Regions from separate parts of the Homo sapiens genome. Here region 2 is linked to region 1. A link is a loop called in an ENCODE intact Hi-C map of the cell type or tissue named here. Cell type or tissue: GM12878. All regions are shown on one strand. Each heading gives the region's core, and the rest is flanking DNA. Links, peaks and the distances in the headings are about the cores only.

Evidence for each region. Hi-C counts contacts between places; a loop is a spot of excess contacts. Peaks named below come from ENCODE experiments on the same cell type or tissue, not always from the same donor. Only the 100,000 strongest peaks of a DNase experiment are listed, where the experiment ranks them.
Region 2: a loop joins it to region 1, with 6 times the contacts of the local background. A loop is called at or near these places in 2 of 110 quality-filtered maps.

Annotation. Positions count from the first base shown.
Region 1 is chr7:101,978,319-101,986,646 of GRCh38, forward strand. All of the region lies in intron 2 of CUX1 (cut like homeobox 1), which reads left to right. Among named protein-coding and RNA genes, the nearest start is that of CUX1, 160 kb to the left of the region's middle. RefSeq lists enhancers at 275-916, 3,444-3,563, 3,594-3,703, 6,727-7,639, 6,964-7,123. In GM12878, for the core only: no CTCF peak of the experiment used is centred there; a DNase peak (open chromatin) is centred at 3,773; H3K4me3 peaks cover 284 bases; H3K27ac peaks cover 5,087 bases.
Region 2 is chr7:102,058,410-102,066,737 of GRCh38, forward strand. The region is part of intron 3 of CUX1 (cut like homeobox 1); the gene reads left to right. Among named protein-coding and RNA genes, the nearest start is that of SH2B2, 220 kb to the right of the region's middle. RefSeq lists enhancers at 3,804-4,103, 5,397-6,113. In GM12878, for the core only: no CTCF peak of the experiment used is centred there; a DNase peak (open chromatin) is centred at 3,772; H3K27ac peaks cover 2,766 bases.

The DNA of each region.
Region 1 (8,328 bases), core at 153-8,152:
TGTCACCTCGGGAAATGGCGTCACCACCCAGGGGCTGCTCAGGCTAAAACCTAGGTGTGCCCTGGGGCTCCCCCTCCTCTCCCCCGACATGCCTGGTCCACCAGCAAGCCCGTCCTTCCTCCTGGATACACCTGGGCTCCCAGCTACACGCTGTCACCTTGGCCCAAGCCACTGTCATGGCCACCCCACCACCACTTCCGTTCTTGGCTGCCTTCTGTCCATTCTCTTTCCCCAGCGGCCTCAGTTTTATTTCTAACGAATGCAGTTCAGATCTTTCCGTCTCCCTGCTAGACCCTCTGATGTCTTTCCATCCAACCTTCCACATTCTGTGACCCCACGTCGCCCTCACTGGCTGGGCCACGGCCCCTCTAGCCCCGGTCTTCACCCTTGAACCTGCCTAGCCTCTGTCCTCCTCCTCTGCGCCCCGTGGCTTCTTCCACTTTCTTCCACCTGGCTCACCCGGAATTCCAGCTACTTGTGCTCTTCCTGTCACACATTGCCTGGTGTGTCATTTCCATCTCTGTCTACCTTTCCCTCCTAGAATGCCATTCCCATGAGAGCACTTTCAGGCCACTTCACGGCGTACGTCCAGCCCCAGGCACAGAGCCCGGGGTATCATAGGTGCACAGTAAACATCTGTTGATGGGCTGGCTGGATTCTATGTGGGAAGCATAATGACCAGTGGTCACAAATTACTGGGGCCAGAGGGGCGCTGCCTGGTGTTAACCGCCTGGTGCCTGCCCTACCTTTAAAGCCAAGAGTGTCCATTTAATGAGCAAGAAGCAGAAATCCTGGGCAAGCAGTGCAGATGTAGGCTCTCGGGAACATGTTGACCACTCAGAAAACCTTCCAGGAGGTGAGTACCAGGAGATGGAGGTGCTCTAGACTGTGATGCTGGGAAAGGATTGTGGGCTAGAAAAAGGGCTCCCTAGGGCCGGCATATGGGCCACTGGGTGGAAGAGGGGCTCTGAGACCCTCACCCTGGAGCAGGTCATCACCCACACCGAAGGAATGAAGCGTGAATTCGGTCACGCTTAAAATGTTGAATTGTTGGCAAAAGCCCAAGTTAATGAAATAGCATGGAAAATGGATGTGATGAGATTTTTGAATTGTAATTAGATTAACATTGTCACTAGTTATCAGTCTGATATATCTTATAAATCAAACGTTGGGTTGATTTATCTTTTATCACTTCTAGGGACTTACTCCTAACAGTAACTCACAAACCAGCCCCAAATCAGAGCTGGTAGGATGGGCTCCCAGCTATCTTTAGGAGGTTTGTTGGTTTGGGGAAGACAGCTCCCCCTTGGCAGGGCTCAGGTGTTTTCTTTCTTTTTTCTTTTTTTTTTGAGACGGAGTCTTGCTCTGTCATCCAGGCTGGAGTGTAGTAGCACAATGTCGGTTCACTGCAACCTCCACCTCCTGAGTTCAAGCAATTCTCATGCCTCAGCCTCCCGAGTAGCTGGCACTACAGGTGCCCACCACCATGCCCAGCTAATTTTTGTATTTTTAATAGAGATAGGGTTTTACCATGTTAACAGGCCAGGCTGGTCACGAACTCCTGACCTTAGGTGATCCACCCGCCTTGGCCTCCCAAAGTGCTGGGATTACAGGCGTGAGCCACCGTGTCCGGCTGGGTGTTTTATTTCTTCGTCTGTTATTCAGGAACTTTGTTTCCAGCGCTGTGAGTATGAGTACAGGCCCAGGGCTGGGTGACAGAGTGCGGAGAGCGGGGCCCTACCCTTGAGCTGTTTCTGGAAGGGCTCCCAGCCAGCACCGGGCTTAGGGAGCAGTGCCCTGCAGTGTCATTCTGGGCCAGGGAGGTTGTGATGAATATTATTCTCAACAGAGGGTCCCCAGGGCAGTGATGCCACTACTCAGGATCTTACAGAAGAAGAACCTTCAGGCTGGGTGTGGGGGCTCACACCTGGAATCCCAGCACTTTGGGAGGCCAAAGTGGGAGGATTGCTTGAGCCCAGGAGTTCGAGACCAGCCTGGGCAACATAGCAAGACCCTGTTTCTCCAAAAAAAATGTTTAAAAAGTAGCTGAGCATGGTGGCATGCACCTGTGGTCCCAGCTACTGGGGAAGCTGAGGTGGGAGGATTGCTCCACCCGAGAGGTCGAGGCTGCAGTCAGCTGTGATTGTGTCACTGCAGTCCAGCCTGGGCGACAGAGGGAGACCCTGTTTCCAATTAAAACAATAAAAATCTTCATTTTGAAGAATCTGACCAGTTCTCTACCTGGCACTTGAGTGAAAAATGACACAATCCAAAGTAGGTGGCAGATTGGTTCTCACTCAGGCAGACCCTGGAGACACCTCTCCCGCTTCTGACTCAGGGGAGAGTGCGGTGACATAAACCACCTTCTTCTGCTCTAGGCCAGCTTGTAACTGTTCAGCCAGCCAGCCGTCTCCTAACTCTGTGACCCCCGGCCCAAGAACAGGGCTCCTGAAGGCCCCGAGAACCAGCCCGCCGTCCGCACGGATGTACCTGGAAGCCACAGTGCCCCACACCCCGTGGGACTTTCTCCCGAACACAGCACCTGCGCTTCCTGACTCCTCTCTCTGAATCTGGCCTTTGAGTTCAATGTCCTGGGAACTTAACTCTAGGGATGCTCTTTCCCCCTTTAGCTACCGAGTCACATGCTGCGTCTTTGGAAATTTCAGGCAATATTTAGTTTGGTGCAAAAGTCATTGTGGTTTTTGCAATTAATTGCAAAAATAATAAATGGAAAAATGAATTTGTGGACATCAGGCTTGCCTAGGGAGATGACCTAGGGAGAGGCCTCTTTTGGCATAGCTCCTGAACAGGGAGAGGTCCTGACATGAATACCCCCCGTTTTGTGAATCCTGAGCCAGTACTGTGTCCCCGGCCCCCTCCTCCCCCAACCTATACACACGCCTCACTTTCCCTTGCAGGACGTTTTCTACCACAGTTCCTCTCTCCTGACATAGTATGTGTTTGTTTCTTACTTGTCTTGCCGCATGAGGATGTAAGTTGCCTGAATTCAAAAACATGTCTTCTTTTTTGTGAATGAAAGAGTGGCTGGCATGTAGCAGGTACTGAAATTATTTGTAGAGTGAATGATAAATCTCAGTTCAGGGCACTCAGTGTGGCCTGGGCTACGTGGAATAGCCAATTGGTGGCCACAGAGAGTGGCCAGCCATTCCCAGGCTGGCAATGTGAGTCTTAGCCACTCTCTTTTACAGATAATGTGCTTATTAAAATGATATCCCAGGCATTCCCCAGTGGTGTTTGAATCGTGAATGCAAATGTCAGAGGCTCTGAAGTTTAAAGTCTTTTTTTTTTTTTGAGACGGAGTCTCGCTCTGTCGCCCAGGCTGGAGTACAGCAGTGCGATCTCGGCTCTGCAACCTCCGCCTCCCTGGTTCAGGCGATTCTCCTGCCTCCGTCTCCTGAGTAGCTGGGATTACAGGCAAGCACCACCACGCCCAGCTAATGTTTGTATTTTTAGAAGAAACGGGGTTTCACCATGTTGGCCAGGCTGGTTTTGAACTCTTGACCTCAAGTGATCTGCCGCCTTGGCCTCCCAAAGTGCTGGGATTACAGGCGTGAGCCACCGCACCTGGCCAGGTTTCAAGTCTTGACTCTAATAAAACCAGGGAGGTTTCGCTCAGCCACATAAGTGGGAGGGAAAATTAACTGTTGCTTTCTGTATTCACCAAGATGGCCTAAAATAAGCAAGCAGAAAAGGGAAGAAAGAAAACCAAACCCATGAGGTTGTCCAAGTCGATCTTGGCAGGTATTTTCTTGCCTGTTGATTGCTAGAGTTTCCCTCTACCTGCATTGCAGGCTGAAATGTATGACTCAGCCCTGACCAATAACATAGCAGTAAAAAGTAGTTTCCCCTGAGAGCTTTCTCTTCCTCCATAGCTGTGACTGCTGACATCTTCCACTGTAAGTGAGAAAAGTTGAGTGTGCCCTGCTGCCTCGTTTTTCTCACCAAGGTGTTATGAGCTGGTAGGGAAGGCCAGGAGCTAGGGCAGCAGCTTTAGAATTAGTGCAAGAGACAGGAGGACAAGTCACTGGGTCTCCTGAATTTCCTCACCTGCAAAACAGGGACAGTTTTTAAATTTCTTTTTTTTTTCTTTTTTTCTTTTTTGTTTGAGATGGAGTCTTGCTCTGTCGCCCAGGCTGGAGTACTGTGTTGTGATCTTGGCTTACTGCAACCTCTGCCTCCCAGGCTTAGGTGATTCTCATGCCTCAGCCTCCTGAGTAGCTGGGATTACAGATGCGGGCCACCATGCCCGGCTAATTTTTGTATTTTTAGCAGAGATGAGGTTTCACCATGTTGGTTAGGCTGGTCTTGAACTCCTGGCCTGAAACGATCTGCCTGCCTCGGCCTCTCAAAGTGCTGGGATTACAGGTGTGAGCCAACAGGGACTTTTTTTTTTTTATTATACTTTAAGTTCTAGGATACATGTGCACAACGTGCAGGTTTGTTACATATGTATATATGTACCATGTTGGTGTGCTGCACCCATTAACTCGTCATTTACATTAGGTATATCTCCTAATGCTATCCCTCCCCCCTCCCCCCACCCCATGACAAGCCCCGGTGTGTGATGTTCTCCTTCCCCAACAGGGACAGTTTTAATCAATCCCCTTTCTGGGTGGTGTCAGGACACCCACAGAGGTGTGGGTCTAAGCGCTTTGTGAGTGTCCACGTCCTGTGCCTAAGGAAAGCACTAGTCATTCATTCATTCACCCAACAGTTCCTGACGGCCCACCTCAACAGGAAGGAATATTATACAGCCACTAAAATGTAAAATCACCAGTGCTGTTCAGAAGGACGGAGATGTTTATGTCATTGGCTGTGTGACCAAAAGAAAAAGTTCTGCTGGGGATGTGGGATGGGCATATACGTGTTTTGAATATAAGATCTTTCTTTAATGCTGTTATATTTGGTCTCCATAAAATAATTATTCTTTGGGTGACAACCTCTTAGAAAAAGAAAGACAAAAGCAGCTATTTGCATAAACCTCAGCCCAGGTGTGGTCTCCAGCCCCAGGAAACTTCTCTAACACCCCTCCCATCCTCCCACCAGTGGTTCCTCCCTCGGTGGCATGAGGTGGTTCAGTTTTTTTCCTCTGTGCCCACCCTGGGGTGCCCTGGGCCCATGGCCACTGACTGCAGTGAACAATTATGTGTGAGTCTGTTAGTTCATTTGCATTGCTATAAAGAAATACCCGAGGCTGAGTAATTTATGAAGAAAAGAGGTTTACTTGGCCCATGGTTCTGCAGGTTGTACAAGAAGCATGACGCCAGCATCTGCTGCTGGTGAGGCCTCAGGAAGCTTCCAGTCATGATGGAAGGCAAAGAGGACTTGACATATCACATGGGGAGAGAGAGAGTGAGAAGGGGGAGGTCCCAGACTCTTTTAAACAACCAGATCTCACAAGAACTCAGAGCAAGAATTCACTCATTACCAGGAGGTGGGCACCAAGCCATTCATGAGCAATCTGCCCTCATGGCCCAAACACCTCCCACCAGGCCCCACCTCCAACACTGGGGATCACATTTCAACATGAAATTTGGAGGGGACACTAGCCGGGTGTGGTGGCATGTACCTGTAATCTCAGTTACTCAGGAGGCTGAGGCAGGAAAATCGCTTGAACCCGGGAGGCAGAGGTTACAGTGAGCTGAGATTGTGCCACTGCACTACAGCCTGGGTGACAGAGCTGAGACTGCACCACTGCACTCCAGCCTGGGTGACAGAGCAAGACTCTGTCCCCCCCCAAAAAAAAAAAAATATATATATATATATATATATATATATATATATATATATACACACACACATATATATATGTGTGTGTGTGTGTGTGTGTGTGTGTTAGGGGACAGATGTCCAAAGTGTGTCAGTGTCCATCATGGCTATTAGACTGTCAGGCATTGAATATGGGCCCATGTTTTATTTCTCTTTATTTCCTCATTGTTGAACACATGGGTGTGCCTCCTATGGATGGGACCAGTGGCTGACTCACCTTTCCAAACTTGCATCCTGATGATCTGTAAAGTGTACCCACCCTGTAAGATTGTCGTGGGACAATGTAGATAAAAACCTCGATATACAGCCTAGTACACAAAGGACGGTGTAAATATTCTCTTCCGTGCTTCGTAGATTTCATTTTTGAACGCTCAGATTGTTCTCCGGCAAAAAAAAAAAAAAAAAAAAGTGCTTGCAGTGAGAACCTGCCCTGCACTCTCAGGCGAGCTGTTGGGTGCAAGTCCTGCAGGACTGAGCTCTGAAGGCCACCCACACCCTGGGTTGTGCTTGGATGATGGCATCCCTCCTGGCACAAGCGCAGATGGGCAGTCGGGAGGGAACATCAGCCTGGGAAAACTAGATGTCAGTGAAAAATGCTGGAGGTGGCTGGCGTTCGCAAAACTCAGTCGTAAAAAACAGCACGTTCTCAGTACAAAATGAGCACTGTTAAAAATAAACCGCGCAAGAAGAAATATATGAATACGAGGGCATGGCAAACAGTTTTGCAAGGTATTAAGATCGCATTAATCTTAATTTTATTATATATTAAAGTTTCTAACTTTTCAAATAATGCAGTTTTCGTTGTTTTAAAACGTCTGAGAATTATAGAGCTATTTGGTGTGGCTCTCAGGCAAGGACTCCTGCCATTTATTGGGGCCCTGGTTTTATTTAATAGCCAGATGAATGGAATAGTTAATAAAAGAAATATTGCTTTATTCCCTGACATTTATGTCCTTGGTTTCCAATAAAGAATTGAAATTATGAATAGTTGATGGTTTAAATTGATGTTTTATGTTGAACGCTAGCTATAATTTGCCCTCTGAGGATTGTAATACCGAGAAACAGATGGTTTCTCACAGTAACAAATTGCTATGTGTATACACGCTATAGTCTTGGCTTTCAGATACTTTCACCTTTGGTTCTGAGCTGCTCTGCAGACGGGAGAGGGGGGTCGTGCGGGGAGATCAGCCTCTGGAGGAAGGGGTTTCCTGCCCTGTGGGGGAGACACAGACAGGCCCTGGGGGTTCAGGGAAACTGGGGAAATGTAGCTAGCCTGGCATGGTGTCAGTACCTGGGGCCAAGAGGAGCGTTCTGTCCACGATCATGGTGGCAGCTGCAAGGTAGTGCCTGCAGGACTGCTGTGCATGTGGCTGTTTGACACCATGCCGTGCTGCAAACTCCACATCTTCCTAGAACAACCAGGAGAATGCCGTGGAGACTTGTTGCCAGATTTTTGCAGTTGCCCTGCAGTGGAGAGGTTAAGAGCTTGGACTCCGGAGCCAGGTGGCTGGGCCACTTTGGGGGAAGTTTCCCAAATTCCCACATCTCAGTTTCCTCATCTGTAAAATGTGCATAAGAGCAAAAGCCACCACCCTGTTTTGAGGATTCAGTAAAACCATCCCTCTAACACAACACTGAGCCCAGTGCCGGGTATGGTGTCAGTGTCTGCCAGGTAATGGTGTAACGAAAATTACAAAGCAGATTGATGTGGTGTGATTCTTGACGTTACAAAAGCTTCCTTGTTTTTCAGAGGGAGTTCCCACAGGGGTTCTTTAGACAGGCAGTGCATTAAGGTTGCAGAAATTTACTTTCCAGAAGGTTTTAAAGGAACGCAGCTTCAATGGCAGCAAGGTACCTGAAACAGGAACCCTTCCAGAGTGTCTCTGTTTTGTTGGCCTTTGAGACCTGCCGCTTCTGACTGCGGGGACCTGGGCTGCCCCAGATCTGTCTGTCAGAAGCCTGGAGTTGTTAAGCTGGTGAAATTTAACACCACTGTAAAGAGCCCCTCACAGACAATTCAGGAACGCTTACAGATAGAAACCGGTCCTGGTTTTAAGGTGTAATTTTGCACAAGTGTTAACAACAAGAGATGGAATTGGTAACGAGGCACTGGGGTCGGATCTTCATATTTTTGTCACATTTCATCGGTGAGATCAGTAGGTCTGTCTCCCCTAAGAGGAGTGTGGAATTTAGTGTTTTTCCTTTTTTGGGCTGTGACCCAAGAGCTTGTTTTCAAGATATGTATTTATTTAGAATACAAGGCTCTTTTCCATAAGGAAAGAAAATGTTACAGAAATGAGCTCTCAGTTAATTGAATAAGAAACCTGTTCGTCTCATGACTCACTTAAGAGAGAGCTGGCAGCCCTTCCTGAATGCCTATTACAGGCGGCACTGTGTCCTTTTACTTAATCTTCCCAAGGAGGATGAGGGTTGCAGGCTCCCCAGGCCCATCGCTGTGTTGGTGAGTGACAGAGCCTCTGTAAAGGAATGGGGATGAGCTCTGAGCCCTTTTCCCGTGGGCTCTGCTGCCTGGAGGCA
Region 2 (8,328 bases), core at 5-8,004, 80 kb after region 1:
ATTAGCAGGCATGTGCCACTACACCTGGCTAATTTTTTTTTTTTTGTATTTTTAGTAGAGACAGGGTTTCACGATGGTGGCCAGGCTGGTCTCAAACTCCTGACCTCAGGTGATCTGCCTTTCTCAGCCTCCCAAAGTGCTAGGATTACAAGTGTGAGCCACCGTACCTGGTCTGTTTTTACTTTCTTATGGTGGTCTGGAACCAAACCTGCATTATCTTTGAGGTATACCCGTATATTGATCTTGCATTGTGAAAGTCTTGCTGAATGTGTATGTTTTTATACATCTACAATTTTTTTATTGTACACATATATTATCTACTCACAACAATGGTGATGTGAAAATCTCAGGTAGGCATTTATCCCCTAGGAAGCCTGCCCCACTCCCCCACCGGGATTTACCCGAGGGAGGTAGGAGAGGGGAGCATTACCCCATCTTAAACTTTTTGGGAGCAGCAGTAGGAATCTGTGTCTCCCATAGGCTGGAATAGAACATAGCCTAGCACATCTTAGCCTCCTTAAATGACTTTATTGACAGAATGAAGGAAGAAGTGAAGCGGGGGTGAGCAAGCAGCCAGCACCTCCTTCCTCTGAAGAGCCTGCTGCAGGCAGGTTTCCCTGTTGTCTAAGCTGTGATCTGCTGTCCTGGAGCATTTACCTGCTCATGCTGGTTTTGCACTGTGGGGAGAGAGAAGACAGCTAATCTTTCTTCCCCAAGACAGCCTTTCAGATAGATGTTGACAGCCAGAATGGCAGATGTACTTGGAAGGGCTTTGTAAACTCAAGGAGAATAGAGATGCTTGTTGCTGTTTTTATCATCTTGGCTTTTAATCTTGTGCTGTCCCCTGCCACAAATCTCCTCTATGGATCCCACACCCTTTCTCCAAGCCAGCGGCTTCTTCGGGGCCTCTCTAGTTTTCCTCTTAGAAACTTTACTAAGTGGGACCGGGTACAGTGGCTCACACCTGTAATCCCAGCACTTTGGGAGGCCAAGGCGGGTGGATCACTTGAGGTCAGGAGTTCGAGACCAGCCTGGCCAACGTGGTGAAACCCCATCTACTAAAAATACAAAAATTAGCTGGGCGTGGTGGCAGGTGCCTGTAGTCCCAGCTACTCGGGAGGCTAAGGCAGGAGAATCACTTGAACCCGGGAGGTGGAGGTTGCAGTGAGCTGAGATCGTGCCACCTCACTCCAGCCTGAGTGACAGAGTGAGACTTCATCTCAAAAAAAAAAAAAAAAAAAAATTTAAAACCCTCAAGATTTGGCCTGCGTACGTGTCTGTTTTGGACAGCATCCGACTCAGTCTTAGCTGACTTCTAGTGTTTAATGTGGCCCTTCAAACCATGCTTTGCTCTTGAAAACATTCTACAGCCAGACTTCGAGTGAGACAAAACTACCCTATCATATCCCTGCAGTTTTGTTGATTTTTATTGTCCTATAGTCCGACAGAGCTCATCGATTTGAAAATTCTTTTAATGGCCTGTGTTTATTTCTAAATCATTAGCTTGTAAACTCCCAGGGCATAGAGGCTAGTGGATTGTTCTTGAATATGCCGTCTTCACTGTGGTCTTAAATGTTGCTTAGGGGCCAGGCGCAGTGGCTCACGCCTGTAATCCCAGCACTTTGGGAGGCCGAGGTGGGCGGATCATGAGGTCAGGGGATCGAGACCATCCTGGCTAACATGGTGAAACCCTGTCTTTACTAAAAAAATACAAAAAAAGTAGCTGGGCGTGGTAGTGGGCGCCTGTAGTCCTAGCTACTTGGGAGGCTCAGGCGGGAGAATGGTGTGAACCTGGGAGGCGGAGCTTGCAGTGAGCCGAGATCACACCACTGCACTCCAGCCTGGGAGACAGAGCGAGACTCTGTCTCAAAAAAAAAAAATGTTGCTTAGGGTCCTGGTCCTCCAGGACTTTCCACATCTTGGCTTCCTGCTTGATTTGATCACGACGGGGAATAACCTATGGTGTGGTGGAAAGAAAGGTGCTGACTTTGGATTTATTAGCGAAGGTTAGTGCTGTTGACCCGGTTTCTATCCAGATGGTGTCAGATACTTAATGTAGGAGGTTCCCACATTTATAATCACAACAGCTCAACAAGGAGGGAGTTACTACCCTCACTTAATGGACGAAGAGATCAAGGCTTCAGTATATATATACACACACACATATATACATATATATATATACACACACACAAATAAACACACACACACACACACACACACACACACACACACTTTGCTGCCCAGTCCTGGAGTGCAGTGGCATGGTCTTGGGTCACTGCAACCTCCACCTTCTGGGTTCAAGCAATTCTCCTGCCTCAGCCTCCCAAATAGCTGGGATTACAGGTGCCTGCCACCACACCTGGCTGATTTTTTGTATTTTTAGTAGAGATGGGGTTTCACCATGTTGGCCAGGCTGGTCTTGAATTCCTGACCTTGTGATCTGCCCACCTCAGCCTCCAAAAGCACTGCGATTACAGGTGTGAACCACCGCGCCTGGCCTTTTTTTTTTTTTTTTTTTTTTGGAGACAGACTCTCACTGTGTCTCACTCTAGCCCAGGCTAGAGTGCAGTGGCATGATCTCAGCTCACTGCAACCTCCGCCTCCAGGGTTCCAGTGATTCTCCTGCCCCAGCCTCCCCAGTAGCTGGGATTACAGGTGTCCACCACCATGCCTGGCTAATTTTTGTATTTTCAATAGAGACAGGTTTCACCATGTTGGCCAGGCTGGTCTCGAACTCCTGACCTCAGGTGATCCATCTGCTTTGGCCTCCCAAAGTGCTGGGATTTACAGGCGTGAGTCACTGTGCCCAGCCAAAGACTTCAGCATTTAAGTAACCTGCCTCCCGGTCACCCAGCCAGTGTGTGCTGGAACTAGGATTCAAACCCAAGTCTGTCTTTTGATCAAACCACACACTCTTTCCATTGACCATGTGGCCCCCAGCCCCAGTGCGCAATGCTGGATGTTATCATATCCCTAGGAGGGGCCAGGAGCCAGGGTCCAAGTAACTTGGTGGGTTTCTGCGTCTGAGAAATGAAGCTGGTGAGACGGCGGTTCCTTCACTGTTTTCCAAGGGCTGCCACGGCTTTGATCTTGACAGCAACCAAGATGTATCTCCCCACTTTGCAGATGAAAAAACTGAGGCCCAGAGAGGTTAATTCAATGGTTCAGGCAGAGCACCTGTTTTATGTTGGAGCTGGAAATCAAACCCTCATGTGCCAACAGCATGCCCAGGCCCTTGGCTGTGTGTGGCGTGGACTTGCCTACCACATGGGCATGGCCAGGCCCCTGTGGTGCAGTGGAGAGATGAGCCTTTTTTATTTCAAAATACACAGCACTTCTTGGCCGGTCACAGTGGCTCATGCCTGTAATCCCAGCACTTCGGAAGGCTGAGGCGGGTAGATCACTTGAGCTCAGGAGTGAGCCACTGTGCCCGGCACTGTATGTTACTCTCTTAGAGATATGGCCAACTCGTGAGATCTGTAACCATCAGCTTTTACTAGATTATGCTGCAGTAACAAACAAACTGCTACAAATCTCAGTGGCCTGTGGCAACCAAAGATCATTTCTTGTTCATGTGTCATGTTGACTAGGGCTGGCTGTGACTGTGCCCCAGCCCCGTGGGTGGTCCTCATTCTAGGATCTCAGTGGAGGAAGTAGGTCCTATAAGGTCCTTGCAGCAGAGGGAGGGAGCACACTGGCTCTTAAATCTTAATGCTCAGATAAGACACCATCACTTACATACCATTGGCCAAAGCATTTCGTGTGGCTATGCCTGACATCACTGAGGAGGGAAAGCACCCAGGGGGAAGTTGCTGTTACACCACAAGTCACGTGGCAGTGGGCAGCGATGTGTGACGCCTCCTCCAGGGAGCCTAGATGGTAGTTGGGAGCGGCAGCAGCATATTCCATGTGACTCCGGGAACCCACAGCACAGCCGTGCTGGCACTCACATGGTTGGGCACTTTCTCACCCCTTCCATATCTCAGAGATCTGGTGGATTTCTATGAAACTTGTTTTCTAAACCTAGACTGAGTTTTTATACTATCATAAGCGGATACTGATTGAGAGCTAGATTAAAATACCTTCCTATAGACATTTGTCTTTCTCTTATTTTATTTGAGACAGGGTCTCACTGTCACCCAGGCTGGAGTGCAGTGGTGCAATCATAGCTCATTGGAGCCTTGACCTCCTGAGCTCAAGGGATCCTCCCAAAGAGGTGGGACCACAGGCATACACCACCACACCCACCCAGCCAATTTTTTATTTTTTGTAGAGACAGGATCTTGCTACACTGCCCAGGTTGATCTCGAACTCCTGCACTCAAACGATCCTCCCACCTTGGCCTCCCAAAGTGCTGGGATTATAGGCGTGAGCCACTGCACTACACATTTGTCTTTAAATGTAACACTTAGCCGGGTGCGGTGGCTCATGCCTGTAATCCCAGCACTTTGGGAGGCCGAGGCGGGCGGATCACCTGAGGTCGGGAGTTCAAGACCAGCCTGGCCAACATGGAGAAACCCCGTCTCTATTAAAAATACGAAAATTAGCTGGGCATGGTGGCAGGCACCTGTAATCCCAGCTACTCGGGAAGCTGATACAGAAGAATCTCTTGAACCTGGGCGGGGAGGTTGCAGTGAGCCAAGATCGCACCATTGCACTCCAGCCTGGGTGACAGAGCGAGATTCCGTCTCTAAATAAATAAATAAATGTAACACTACATTAAAAAAAAAAAAACTCAGCCTTATGAAAGTGATGTTGCTGAAAACATAACCGTGGAATCCAGTAGCGGCCATTAGTGCAGATGTGCGGGTCACTGCAGGAAGACAGCTGGAGAGCGCTGTTGGGTGTGTACAGTGGAGAAAGACACCTCCCAGGAGCTACTGCCAGCCAAGTGGCTGTCATCATCTCACAGCACACAAAACAGATGCTTACTACACAGAGAACTCTTTACATATTAAGTATTTCCTTTTCTTTTTTTTTTTTTTTTTTTTTTTGAGACGGAGTCTCACTCTGTCGCCCAGGCTGAAGTGCAATGGCACGATCTTGGCTCACTGCAAGCGCGGCCTCCCGAGTTCACGCCATTCTCCTGCCTCAGCCTCCCAAGTAGCTGGAATTACAGGCGCCTGCCACCACACCCAGCTAATTTTTATAGTTTTAGTCAAGAGAGACGAGGTTTCACCATGTTGGCCAGGCTGGTCTCGAACTCCTGACCTCAAGTGATCCACCCACCTTGGCCTCCCAAAGTGCTGGGATTACAGGCGTGAGCCACCGTGCCTTGTCAAGAACCCTTTACATATTGAGCATTTTCATAAATATTTAAACCTGGATTCCTGAACCCTTGGGTCACATCTGCAGACCATGCAGTTGGCCATTGCGGAAGATATTAAAAGCATATTAAACACCCACTGCGTGCCCGTGGTCGGGAGGAAAAACAGTTGATGCTACAGCTTAGTTTTCCAGGAATTCAGTATCCCTGAGTCAGGCAGCCTTATCTGTCATCCTAGAACTCCAGGACAGCCCCAGGTGGTGGTGGGAGGGGCCGCGGCTGGGAGATGGAGCTGCTCTGAGCCTGCAGATCAGGGTAGCATTCCTGGGAGGCGCCTTCCAGGCGGAGGGGAAATTGCTCATGTGTTCTGGGAACTGGGAGTGACTGGGTGTGGCAGGAGTGTGAGGCATGGCAGGAGGTGAGCCTGAAAAAGAGGCTGATCCCTCAGAGCAGGACAGGTTTTACCCAAGGCTGCAGGCCAGTGTCTAACCGTCTCTAGATCCGTCCTGGTTTAGCTTCTTCCAAATAGTTTTGTGTCTGTGTGAGAGTGTGTGTGAAACGGAGTTTTGCTGTGTTGCCCAGGTTGGTCTTGAACTCCTGGGCTCAAGCGACTCTCCCACCTTGGCCTCCCAAAGTGCTGGGATTACAGGCATGAGCAACGGTGCCGGCTCTAAATGGTTTTAAGGGCACGGTACCTACCTCAAGCTAACGTGCAGGCAGGCACGAGGTAGCTGGAATTCTAGCCTAGGATTCTCTCTTCAGCAATTCTTGCCTTAAGACCTCACCTTAGACGTTTGCTCATTCACAGATCCCTCCCCTTCTCAGAGGGAGCTGTGTTACCAAGCCTTGGCTTGTACCTCCAAGGCATGCAGTGGATGGGCTGAGCTCCCTGCAGGGAGTCAGGCGGGTGTGTGGGGGGCATGAAGGTGAGCAGGACACTGTCCCTTCCTCCCTCCCTCCCACGGATGCTCTTCCTGGCTGGTAGCCATGTGGACACCTGGGGGGAAGCTGTTCTGTGTGGCAGAGTCACTGTGTTGTGTCTGGTACTGGGGCCCTTGCCAGGGTAGGTCAGTGACTCGTCCAGGCCCTGGAGGCTGCTGCTGTCCCCTCCTCGTGCAGAGGAGGTGGGGCTGGCAGTCAAAGCCCAGGCTCCCTCCCTCCCTCTAGACTCAGAACAGCCCAGGAACCCAGCTCGAGGTCTGGAGGAAGTGATGTGTGCATTGGGTCTTGCAGCATAGATAGGTTTTGAGTGGACGGAGAGGTTAGCGAAGGGTGTTCCAAGTAAGCAAAGCACGGAACTAGGAAGTCACTGGCTGCAGCAGGGAAGTCACACAAAGGGACAACCTACCACAGACTGGGTGAGCTGCAGAGGGAGGATGGACTAAACTCCAACTTCAGGGTCATTCTGGTTGTTTTTTTTTAAGACAGGGTCTCACTTGGTCATCCAGGCTGGAGTGCAGTGGCTCAATCATAGCTCACTCCAGCCTTGAACCCCTGGGCCCAAGCGATCCTCCCACCTCAGCCTCCGAGGAGCTGGGACTACAGGCGTGTACCACCGTGCCTGTCTAATTTGTATTTTTTTGTAGAGATAGGGTCTCACTATGCTGCCCAAGCTGGTCTTGAATTCCTAGGCTCAAGCCCTCCTCCCACCTCAGTTTCCCAAAGTGCTGGGATTACAGGTGCATGCCACCATGCCCAGCTAATTTTTATTTTTGGTAGAGATAGGGTCTCACTCTGCTGCCCAGGCTGGTCTTGAACTCCTGCCTCCATTTCCTAAATTGTTGGGATTACAGGCCTGAGCCACTGCGCCCAGCCTTGAGGCCCATTCTTGTCTGCGGAGCGGAGGGGACTTTATCATTTAGAAAAGGATCTTTTAAGTCATCTCTTTTAAGAAACCTCATGGTCCATTTGCATACTGAATTCATTAAACTCATCGGCCTGACCGTGTTCCTCAGGACTGGGCTGGAATTTCCCTGTGTTAGTGGAAGAGGGCACGGGGAGAGGACTGAGAGTCTTGGTCCCTGTGATACAGCTCTGATGAGTGGAGGAACACTGGGGTTTTTGGTTTTTATGCCGGTTTAGATAAAATGACATGGATACACGTGGAGTGGTTTTTTTTTTGTTTTGTTCTGAGATGGAGTCTCGCTCTGTCGCCAGGCTGGAGTGCAGTGGCGTGATCTCGGCTCACTGCAACCTCCGCCTCCTGGGTTCAAGCAATTCTCCTGTCTCAGCCTCCTGAGTAGCTGGCATTACAGGCGCCTGCCACCATGCCCAGCTAATTTTTGTATTTTTAGTAGAGACAGGGTTTCACCATGTTGACCAGGCTGGTCTGCATCTCCTGACCTTGTGATCCACCTGCCTTGGCCTCCCAAAGTGCTGGGATTACATGTGTCAGCCACCACGCCCGGCTCAGTGGAGTGGTTTTAAAACCCCGATGTCCACGGGGCTGGTTCCTTCTGCTGGCTGTAGGGGAGAATCTACTGTGTCCCTGTCCCAGCTTCTGGTGGTTTCCTGGTCATCTTCTTCTTTGTAGATCATCAGCCCAGTCTCTCCTTCATCGCTCTGTGACATCCTACCTGTCTACATGTCTGTTTCTGTGTCCAGGTTTCTCCTCCTTATTGGATCCAACTGGACGAGGGCCCAGGCTAATGACCTTGCCTTACCTTGATCACCTGCAGAGACCCTAGCTCCAAATAAGGTCACCTTCACAGGTATTGGGGGTCAGGACTTCATCATCTTTCAAGAGACACAATTCAACCCATTATAGCCCCGAAGTGTGCCGTGCAAATTACCAAACCCCACATCCTGGGGAATAACCCAAACAGGAGACAGGAGGACAGAGTTCAGGATCCTTCCAGATCCCAGCCCTTGCCTCCAGGAGACGCAGCCACCCGGTACCCTGAGTCGGAATACCTCGGAAGTGAGGGGCCCTCCCTAGGCAGATCCTAAGCCAGAAAGAGAAGCCTCTGTGTGGCCATCAAGCGGTACGGACAGCAGCCAGGGCGTCTGCCCAGCTTCCTGGACAGACTCTGCTACCCACCTGCCTCTCTTAGAAGAGC